2 separate regions of the Homo sapiens genome follow, and region 1 is linked to region 2. Evidence: read pairs that join two places in POLR2A ChIA-PET (ENCODE). Cell type or tissue: PC-9. All regions are shown on one strand. Links, peaks and the distances in the headings refer to the core of each region. The heading gives the core; the rest is flanking DNA. Region 1 overlaps RORC (RAR related orphan receptor C). Region 2 overlaps POGZ (pogo transposable element derived with ZNF domain).

Region 1 (5,378 bases), core at 275-5,274, 370 kb after region 2:
GTACTTGGCACTTTGGCACCAGCCAAATCCCACTGGTAGAAGTACGTGTGTGTTCAGGACACTGGAGGGAAGTGAGAGTGGGTGGGGCACAGGTGAATGTTTTCTGGGTGAAGCCCTCAATTTATGTTCCCAATACTTCTAGAATGAACCTTGTCAAAGACTCTAATGTGCACTTCCTGCTTTTATAAGAGTGATTGTCTGTGACTCTTGTTGTATGCTGTCACATGCCTCTGCCTTTGTGCATGTTGTTCCCCTCTTCCCATTACTAATCCTTACCCTCTAGTGTCACCTCTCCTAAGACTATTTCCCTAACTGCCTCCCATCTGGATTAAGGGCCCTTCTTTTGGGCTTTCCTCTGTGTAGCACTTACTACATTGCAGGAAAATGGTCCAATTTGTCTGCCTTCCCACCCTAGATTTCAGCTCCTTGGCTGAGGTCTCTCTTTCCCTGTCTCCTCTGTACCTATCATAATGCTTAGCACATGGCACATGCTTAATAACTCTTTGAACTAAACAGACTTTCTAAGCAGGCACCTAACACTGCAAGTAGCAAACCAATGCTGCCAGCACTCAGCCAAAGGGGAGATGAAAAAGGCACAGAAACCAGTGAGCAGACGGAGGCAGGGAGACCTCACTGGAGCAAGGCTGAAAGAACAATTTATCTCTTGCAGTCTCCTCTACAACCAAGAGGCTTAAAAATGTCTCTTGCCTGCCATTGCCTCCCTCCCCCAGCTTAGTTTCCTTGGAAAGAGGCAGTCAGAGAAAAGCAGGCAGCAGGGTGTGATCCCTTCATATCTCCTAGATTCTCTCTCTTCCTCACCACTGCTTTATTCTGAGCTTTTTTGGGCTATGGCAATAGCTTCCTTCATTCATTCAACAAATATTTGTTGAGAACACATCTGGATCTGAGCTAGGCACTGTGATGGCCTCTAGTGATATATCAGATATATCAGTCAATAAAGTATAATCTGTACCTTGATTAAATTTACATTCTGGTGAGGGGCCCAGAAAATAAATATGTAGTGTATCAGATAATAAGTTCTTTAAAGAAAACTAAAGCTTTTTGTATGGGGTTACTGGTCAGGAAAAACCTCTCCCGAATGAAGAGATGGGGTAAGCCATTTGGAAAACTGGGGGAAGAACCCTCCAGGTGACTACAATAGCAGGTACAAAAGCCCTGCGACTGGGTTTGATGTGTTCGAGGAATAGCAAGGAAGCAAGTGTGGCTGCAATGGGTGTTTGAAGGGGCAGTGGAAGATCAAGTGAGAAAAGAAGGCAGGGATCATGTTATGAGCCACTTGACCATGACGCAGACTCTAGATTTGATTCTCGGCATCACAGGCAGCTACAGGAGGGCTGAGAACAGGAGTCAAGGCCAGGTGTGGTGGTTCACGCCTGTAATCCCAACACTTTGGGAGGCCAAGGTGGGCAGATCACCTGAGGTCAGGAGTTCGAGACCAGCCTGGCCAACATGGTGAAACCCTGTCTCTACTAAAAATACAAAAATTAGCCGGGCGTGTAATCCCTGTAATCCAAGCTACTCAGGAGGCTGAGGCAGGACAATCGCTTGAACCTGGGAGGTGGAGGTTGCAGTGAGCCGAGATCACACCACTGCACTCCAGCCTGGGCGACAGAGCAAGTCTGCCTCAAAACAAACAAACAGAACAAACAAACAACAACAACAAAAACAAGAAAAAAACCACAGGAGTAGGGCATGATGAGATTGCATTTTTAAAAGGGCTACCGTGGGTGCGGAGTAGGTGTGGTTGCTACAGGGCAGATGAGGGTGGAACAGGGGCTCAGTTAGGAGGCCTCTCTTAAAGTCCAAGTGAAAGCTGAGAGCTGGTAGGGGCCAGGGTGGTGGTAATAGTAGGGAAGGTGATGTATTTTGAAAGCAGATCCAACCGGATGTGCTTTCCAATTGCTCTCCCAGATTCCTGTCTCTCCTCCTTCAAATCCATCCTGTAGCAGATTAAAGTTCAAGTTCTTGAGAGCACAGACCGTGTAAGTCATTGCTGTATCCTTAACACCCAGCCCTGTGCCTGGCACATAGCAAAGGCCTGCTTGAATAATTACATAAATGGTTCCTTTATACTGGTTCCAAAGTAAATTGCCTAAATGACAGCTCTGATTGTGTCATTTTTCTAGCCTTTGGAGCTCCCTGTGGCCTAGAAATAAAGCTTTAACGCTTATATGGCATTGAAAGTCCTCTCTGATTTGCCCCTGACCTAATTTTCAGGCTGATCATCTGGTGCTCTTCTGCCCCACCAGTCTATCCCAGCTCCTGATTTTACACTTTAGTGAGGATGTACCATGAGTGATTCTCCACATACACACTATTTTGCCTCCTTATTTTTCTCCTGTTGTTCTTGGTCTTCATTGTACCCTAGTCCCACACCCAAATCCCATAAAACAATTATCCCCAGCCTCTCATACTCATCTCATCCATTTTTTTGGTTAAACCTCAGGAAAAGGATTTTTTTTCATTTTTTTTGTTTTGCTCCTATTGTTCCCTAAGCCTGGAATGCCTGCCCCACCCCCATGAATGCCTGTTAAAATCTTACATCATTCATGGCCTAGTATAAATGTCATCTTCCCTGGGAAGTATTTATGACCCACTCCTTTTACCCCCAAATTATTTTTAATCCCTGTTTTATACTCTCATAACATTTTCCTGGTGTCACTTATTATAGTTATACATAGGGGACACAGGGATAGAAAGAGCGCAAAGAGCACTGGGATTCAATCTTGCATTTAAGTCACTGAAGTCTCCTGATAGCTACAAGGAGATTTTTTTTTTTTTTTTGAGACAGAGTTTGCTCTTGTTGCCCAGGCTGGAGTGCAATGGCACAATCTTGGCTCACTGCAACATCTGCCTCCCGGTTTCAAGCGATTATCCTGCCTCAGCCTCCCAAGTAGCTGGGTCTACAGGCGCCTGCCACCATGCCTGGCTAATTTTTTTTATTTTTAGTAGAGATGGGGTTTCACCATGTTAGTCAGGCTGGTCTCGAACTCCTGACCTCAGGTGATCCACCCGCCTTGGCCTCCCAAAGTGTTGGGATTACAGGCGTGAGCCACTGTGCCCGGCTGCTACACAGGGAGATTTGAACACCTGTCCTATTGACTGGGTTGCCATGAGGATGAGAAAGCATGTCAGCAAAAGCACTCTGTTAATTGCATTATTATTATATCACATACCACATTCTACTCTATGTTAGAGTTAGTGATACACAGATCTCTTCTTCATACCAGATTAAAATCTCTTGGTGGGGGCAGCGACCAAATCTCTGTGTCTTTCCACAGTGCCTTGTACAAGCAGGTGCTGGGTAAGTGCTGGCTATATTAAACTGAATTGTTCCCTGGAGGTCCCTCCCAATCCCAGGCCCTCTAACTTTCCAGTCTTTATGCACGTGGAAGTAGCTGTTCATTCCCTTAGTTCCCACTGCTGATGCAAGCTCTCTAACAGAGAGTGGTACTCCCGCACTCCCTCCTCTGTACCCACAGACCCCGGCCCTCGCAAACTCTGATGTTACAGAGCTAGCGATGGGCCTGGCCTCTTCTACCCCAGGGACTGCTCCTACCTTTGCCAGGATGCTTTGGCGATGAGTCTTGCAGAGATGATGATGAAAGGCCAGCTCCAGATTGTACTGCAGCTGTTCTACTTTCCTTTTCTCTTGGAGCCCTGGCCGATCTGGAGGAGGGGGTGGGACCGTAATGAGAACAAGAAAGAACATGGACATTAACTCCCAACAAAAGGGTGTATCTTTGTGGACATCTGTGCTGGATAGAGGTCTTCTAAGCTGAGCGCGTGCATGTGTGTGCCTTGGTTTGATAATGGTAAGCTCTGGACGTTGGGCTTGGCTAGCTGTCTACAAGGAAAACTGGGAAGAGATGAAAGGTATGAGAATTTCTGATCTCCTGACTCCAAGCTACCTTCTCCCTGGTAACCTGATATTCCACATAGCTCATTCAATGCTAGGCACTAGGATTCTGTCATAGGGGTAACAAGAGTTGGAAAAGAGCTCCCCCATGTACGAAAAGGGCTCCTGATAGGAGGTGGCCTTCCTGAAGGTGCCCAGGCCTGCACCAGGGGGCTTGCAGCAATCTGTGACTAACTTTTGCCCTGATTCTATAAAATATCCAGAAGTCATCTTTAAAGTTTTTATCTTCTAGTTTGAAGGGCATATTTAGGTGTCCACTCACTGGCAGAGCCAGAAGACTGATAGTCTCGATCTGCAAACTCAGGTTAGCAGCTTGACCCACTTCCCTAGGTTCTCTGAATATTTAGTATTCATCTGGCTCAGCCCAGCTACTCCATGCCAGGGGAGTGGATAGGATATCCAGAGTCTTCCTATTATAGGCATACAGCCTTAAAATTAGTTCACACAGAGCAGTGATTCTTAATCTTGGTGGCCTGGGGGTGGCTGTTAAAATTCAGTGCACCCCTTATCAATTACAGATGGTCCCAGTCTTATGATGAGTTGACTTACTATTTTTTGATTTTATGTTGGTGAGAAAGCCACTTGCATTCAGTAGAAACCATACTTTGAATACCCATGCAACCATCCTGCTGTTCACTTTTAGAACCATATTCAATAAATTACATGAGCTATTCAACACTTTATTATAAAATAGGCTTTGTGTTATATGCTTTTGCCAGACTGTAGGCTAATGTAAGCATTCTGAGCACATTTAAGGTAGGCTAGGCTAAGCTATGGTGTTCAGTAAGTTAGGCGTGTTAAATGCAATTTCAACTTACCATATTTTCAACTTACGATAGGTTTATTGGGACATAACCCCATCATAAGTCATGGAGCACATGTACACTGGAATCTCTGGAAGTGGGACCCAGGCAGCAATAGTTTTTAAAGCTCCCCAGGTGATTCTGATGTGTGCTACAATGAAATCACTGCCATAGACTAACAATCAGACACATTTCTGTCAGGAAAGTGGCTCATTTCCTCTCAACCTCATTTCTCCCCACTTCCCACAACCCCACCTTATGCTGCTCTTGTCCCTCTCTGAGAGTCCTCTGAATCTTTATTTTAACTCATTTTATTTTATAGCAATACTGAGTAGGGCTCATTCTGCTATTTAAAGCAATTTCCCAGATTTAACTACATCTGAAGGTCTAGACTCTTCTTCAATATCTGCCATGCCCCTGCCACCTGAATGTCCTTCACCCAAGCCCAGCAACACTCACGGGCATTGATGAGAACAAGGGCTGTGTAGAGGGCAATCTCATCCTCGGAAAAGTGCAAGGCACTTAGGGAGTGGGAGAAGTCAAAGATGGAGCTGATGAGCTCGCTGCAGCCTGATGGAGTGGAAATGAGAAAAGTGAGAGAGTGGCTGGAGCGATGGTGCCCGAGGACACCGCCC
Region 2 (5,378 bases), core at 58-5,057:
GGTGGATCACCTGAAGTCAGGAGTTTGAGACCAGCCTGACCAACACGGAGAAATCCCGTCTCTACTAAAAATAACAAAACTAGCCAGGCGTAGTGGCGCATGCCTGTAATCCCAGCTACTCGGGAGGCTGAGGCAAGAGTATTGCTTGAACCCAGGAGGCAGAGGTTGCATTGAGCCGAGATCGCGCCACTGCACTCCAGTCTGAGCAATAAGCGAAATTCCGTCTCAAAAAAAAAAAAAAAAAAAAAAGAATTTTCCCAAAAATATGGTACAATCAAAAAGTGGTTTTCTAAGACCAGATTAGATTCACAATGCAATGGAAAGCAAAAGCCAGACTATGGAAAGTCATACTAGGTAAATTATACTTACTTATTTAGAAGCATTTTAATGATTTCTGCAATCTTTGCTCAAAGGAATTCTGACAATTCAAGTGTCTTACAAGGTTCTATTTCCAGAGGATGAAACAGGCAATCACAATTCTGGTGCTTTAAAAAAAAAGCCTTTAAAAGGATTATCCAAACTAGGGCAGTGGTATGCACCCGTAGTCCCAGCTATTTGAGAGGCTGAAGCAGGTGGATCACTTGAGCCTAGGAGTTCGAGTCCAGCCTGGACAACACAGTGAGACCCCCATCTCAAAAACAAAACAAGGCCAGGCGTGGTGGCTTACGCCTATAATGTCAGCACTTTGGGAGGCCGAGGCAGGCAGATCACTTGAGGTCAAGAGTTTGAGACCAGCCTGGCCATCATGGTGAAACCCCCATCTCTACTAAAAATACAAAAGTTAGCTGGGCATGGTGGCATATACCTGTAATCCCAGCTACCTGAGTGACTGAGGCATGACAATTGCTTGAACCCAGGTGGGGTCTTCAGTGAGCCAAGATTGTGCCACTGCACTCCAGTCTGGGCAACAGTGTGAGTCTCAGTCTCAAAAATAAAAAATGAAAAATAGCTAGGCATGGTGGTGTGTGCCTGTAGTCCCAGCTACTTGGGGGGCCGAGGTGGGAGGATCGTTTGAGCCTGGGAGGTGGAGGGTGCAGTGAGCCAGCTGTGTTCGTGCCACTACTGCACTCCAGCCTGGGTGACAAAGTGAGACCCCATCTTGAACAAAACAAAGAAAACCTAAGAAACAAATGAAATAAAACAATCCACCTCAGTGACAATTAATTCCATGAGTTTTCTTCTATACTTCAGACATCACATGGTATCAAGCACATTATTTTTTGAGACAGAGTCTTGCTCTGTCACCAGGGTGGAGTGCAATGGTGCAATCTTGGCTCACTGCAACCTCTGCCTCCTGGGTTCAAGTGATTCCCCTGCCTCAGCCTCCCAAGTAGCTGGGACTACAGGCACATGCCACCATGCCCAGCTCATTTTTTTGTATTTTAGTAGAGACGGGGTTTTACCATGTTGGCCAGGATGGTCTTGATCTCCTGACCTTGTGATCTGCCCACCTTGCACATAAATCAAAGAATTATGCAACTAACTTTCTCCCTCTAAGTTTGCTCTCTCTTGATTTTTTTCCTTCATTCTTTCTTTTTTTTTTTCACAAGGAGTTTTGCTCTGTCACCCAGGCTGGAATGGCATGACCTCAGCTCACTGCAACCTCTGCCTCCTAGGTTCAAGTGGTTCTTCTGCTCAGCCTCCCAAGTAGCTAGGAATACAGATGCCCACCACCATGCCCAGCTAATTTTTGTAGTTTTTAACAGAGACAGGGTTTCACTATTTGGCCATGCTAGTCTCAAACTTCTGACCTCAGGCGATCTGCCCGCCTCAAGCCTCCCAAAGTGCTAGGATTATAGGCGTGAGCCACTGCGCCCAGCCTTCCTTCATTCTTTTAAGTTTACTTCCATACCCTTAAAGCCCAGAAATAGAGGGCTAAATACAATAGGAACTGAAAACCATAATTAGTTATACTGTAAGAAATTTATAACATTAAATTCACATCATTCACAGCTCAGAATTAAGCAATAGTTTATTTCACCTCATAATGTTTCTTTCCTGTGCAAACATAAGATGAGTCAGAACTACAGGAATAATTTTAAAATACTGAGTAGTAAATTCTAAAGAACATCAAACAGAATAGTAAAAATATTCCAAAATTTTATTCCTGATACTTTCCTTTTTTTTTTTTGAGATGGAGTCTTGCTCTGTAGCCCAAGTTGGAGTGCAGTAACGTGATCTCAGCTCACTGCAACCTCCACCTCTCAGGTTCAAGCGATTCTCCTGCCTCAGCCTCCCAAGTAGCTGGGACTACAGGTAAATGCCACCACACTCGCCTAATTTTTTTGTATTTTTAGTAGAGATGGGGTTTCACCATGTTGGTCAGGCTGGTCTTGAACTCCTGACCTCAAATGTTCTGCTCACCTCGGCCTCCCAAAGTGCTGGGATTACAGGTGTAAGCCACACACCTGGCCTTGATACTTTCTTAAAAACAAAACACACACAAAAAACCAAACCCAGCTTTGAGATATAATCCACATACTGCCCATTTAAAATACACAATTCAGTGATTTTTTTTTATATTCCCAAGGCTGTGCAACCATCATCATCATTATTTAGTTCCAGAACATTTTCTTTTCTTTTTTTTTTTTTTTGAGATGGAGTTTCGCTCTTGTTGCCCAGGCTGGAGTGCAGTGGCGTGATCTCGGCTCACTGTAACCTCCGCCTCCCAGGTTCAAGCAATTCTCCTGCTTCAGCCTCCCGAGTAGCTGGGATTACAGGCACATGCCACCATGCCCGGCTAGTTTTTTATATTTTTAGTAGAAACAGGGTTTCACTATGTTAGCCAGGCTGGTCTCGAACTCCTGACCTCAGGTGATCCGCCTGCCTTGGCTTCCCAAAGTGCTAGGATTACGGGCGTGAGCCACCGCGCCTGGCCTAGATCCAGAACATATTCATCGCCCTCAAAAGAAACCTCATTTCCCCTAGCAATTATTCCCCATTCTTTTCTCTTCCCAGCCCCTGGCAACCACGAATCTAATTTCTCTCTCTGTGGACTTGCCTATTCAAGACATTTCATATAGATGGAATCATATAATATGTGACCTTTTGTGTCTGGCTTCTTTTTTCTTTCTTTTTTTTGAGACAGAGTTTTCCTCTTGTTGCCCAGGCTGGAGTGCAGTGGTGCGATCTCAGCTCACAGCAACCTCCGCCTCCCGAGTGCAAACGATTCTCCTGCCTCAGCCTCCCTAATAGCTGGGATTGCAGGCATGCACCACCACACCTGGCTAATTTTGTATGTCTGGCTTCTTTCTCAGCATTATGTTTTCAAGGTTCATCTATGTTATAGAATGTATCAGTATTTCATTCCTTTTTATGGGCAAATAATATTCCATTGTGTACATATATTACATTTTGTTTATCCATCAATTTATGGACACAGGTTGTTTTTACTTTTAGCTATAACAAATGATACTGCTATGAACATTAGTGCACAAGTTTTTATGTGAACATACGTTTTCCATTCTCTTGGGTATACAGCTAGGAGTAGAACTGCTGGGTTATATGGTAACTCTATGTTTAACTTTTCGAGGGCCAGGTGAGGCGGCTCATGTCTGTAATCTCAGCACTTTGGTAGGCCAAGACAGGCAGATTACTTGAGGTCAGGAGTTTGAGACCAGCCTAGCCAACATGGTGACACACTGTCTCTGCTAAAAATACAAAAGTTAGCCGGGTGTGGTGGCAGGCACCTGCAGTCCCAGCTACTTGGGAGACTGAGGTACGAGAATCATTTGAACTTGGGAGGCAGAGGCTGCAGTGAGCCGAGATTGCGCCACTGTACTCCAGCCTGGGCAACAAAGCAGGCTGGAGTGCAGACTCCGTCTCAAAAAAAAAAAAAAGTAATACATGCCACAAACACCTTCCAGTTTGTGGTTTGTCTTCTCCGTGTGTGTTTTTTTTTAATCACATCTTTAATGTAGTTCTATTTATCAATTTTACCCTTTATGGTTAGCTCTGTTTTTGTATTTGGTTTAAGAAATCTTTCCCTCTTCTGAGACCACAAATTTTTTTTTAATTTTAAATTTCTAAACTTTTTAAAGTACACTAAGTGAAACAATACTGAATTGTTTAAAAATTATTCTCATTTGCTGGTGGGGAGCAGTGGCTCATGCCTGTAATCCCAGAACGTTGAGAAGCCGTGGTGGGTGGATCACTTGAGGTCAGGAAATTGAGACCAGCCTGGCCAACATGGTGAAACCCCATCTCTACTAAAAATACAGAAATTAGCCGAGCATGGCAGCGCATGCCTGTAATCCCAGCTACTGGGGTGGGTGAGGCATGAGAATCGCTTGAACCAGGGAGACAGAGGTTGCAGTGAGCCGAGACTGCGCCACTGCACTCCAGCCTGGGTGATGGAGTAAGACTCTGTCTCAAAAAAACAAACGTTATTCTCATTTGCTATGTTACTAATGTAGTAAGCAGATAATATATCAATACAATTAAACTGAAGGCTTAAAGGGAAACTGGGTTGTATGAGGCAGTATTTCTCATTCACTTTATTCTGAAGCCATATCCTTAAAGTTGGACTAGCATTTCAAGAGTTCCTAGGCTGGGCGCAGTAGCTCACGCCTGTAATCCCAGCACTTTGGGAGGCCGAGGTGGGCAAATCACCTGAGGTCAGGAGTTCGAGACCAGCCTGGTCAACACTGTGAAACTCCATCTCTACTAAAATCACAAAAAACACAGCCAGGCATGGTGGTGCATGCCTGTAATCCCAGCTACTCAGGAGGCTGAGGCAAGAGAATTACTTGAACCCGGGAAGTGGAGGTTGCAGTGGGCCAAGATCACATCACTGCACTCCAGCCTGAGTGACAGAGGGAGACTCCATCTCAAAAAAAAACAAAAAAGAAAAAACAAGAGTATCTGATGAAAAAAGTTACAGAACTGTATGTATTTTTTATATAGATATATAAAGTAAAATAAATTAGACAACTGCAATTAATTTATGCTTATCTATGGATGAATTTTTTTTTGGAATACACAAGACTGTGGTTACTTACCAGTCTATACCCACTGTCTTCTTTTTTTTCATGAACATGGGTTATGGGTTAACATTTTAATTTAAATATTAGAGGCTTTTGAAGTAAATAAAGTCAATTTATATTTTTTAGAAAAAATTAGTACACTGGCCATAGGCAGGCTCAAGAATCAAGGGTACATTCAAGGAGTCAAGGAGACTAGGTCATCTCAGCATGTCACAAGATGCTCAGCTGGCCTGGCATGGTGGCTCACTCACGCCTGTAATCCCAGCACTTTGGGAGGCCAAGGAGGGAGGATCGCTTGAGCTTGGGAGTTTGAGACCAGCCTGGGCAACATGGTGAAACCCTGTCTCTACAAACATTATAAAAGTTAGCCAGGCATGGTGGCATGTGCCTGTA

What was found. Peaks named below come from ENCODE experiments on the same cell type or tissue, not always from the same donor. Only the 100,000 strongest peaks of a DNase experiment are listed, where the experiment ranks them.
Region 1: POLR2A ChIA-PET joins it to region 2 with 9 read pairs; 3 of 35 experiments call an interaction of 5 or more read pairs at or near these places.

Annotation. Positions count from the first base shown.
Region 1 is chr1:151,807,745-151,813,122 of GRCh38, forward strand. RORC (RAR related orphan receptor C) reads right to left here. Exons shown (of 11, transcript NM_005060.4): 9 at 5,203-5,313; 10 at 3,581-3,690. Among named protein-coding and RNA genes, the nearest start is that of LINGO4, 5.0 kb to the left of the region's middle. RefSeq lists an enhancer at 1,102-1,602. In PC-9, for the core only: no CTCF peak of the experiment used is centred there; no DNase peak of the experiment used is centred there.
Region 2 is chr1:151,433,380-151,438,757 of GRCh38, forward strand. All of the region lies in intron 3 of POGZ (pogo transposable element derived with ZNF domain), which reads right to left. Among named protein-coding and RNA genes, the nearest start is that of POGZ, 23 kb to the right of the region's middle. In PC-9, for the core only: no CTCF peak of the experiment used is centred there; a DNase peak (open chromatin) is centred at 1,962; H3K27ac peaks cover 1,092 bases.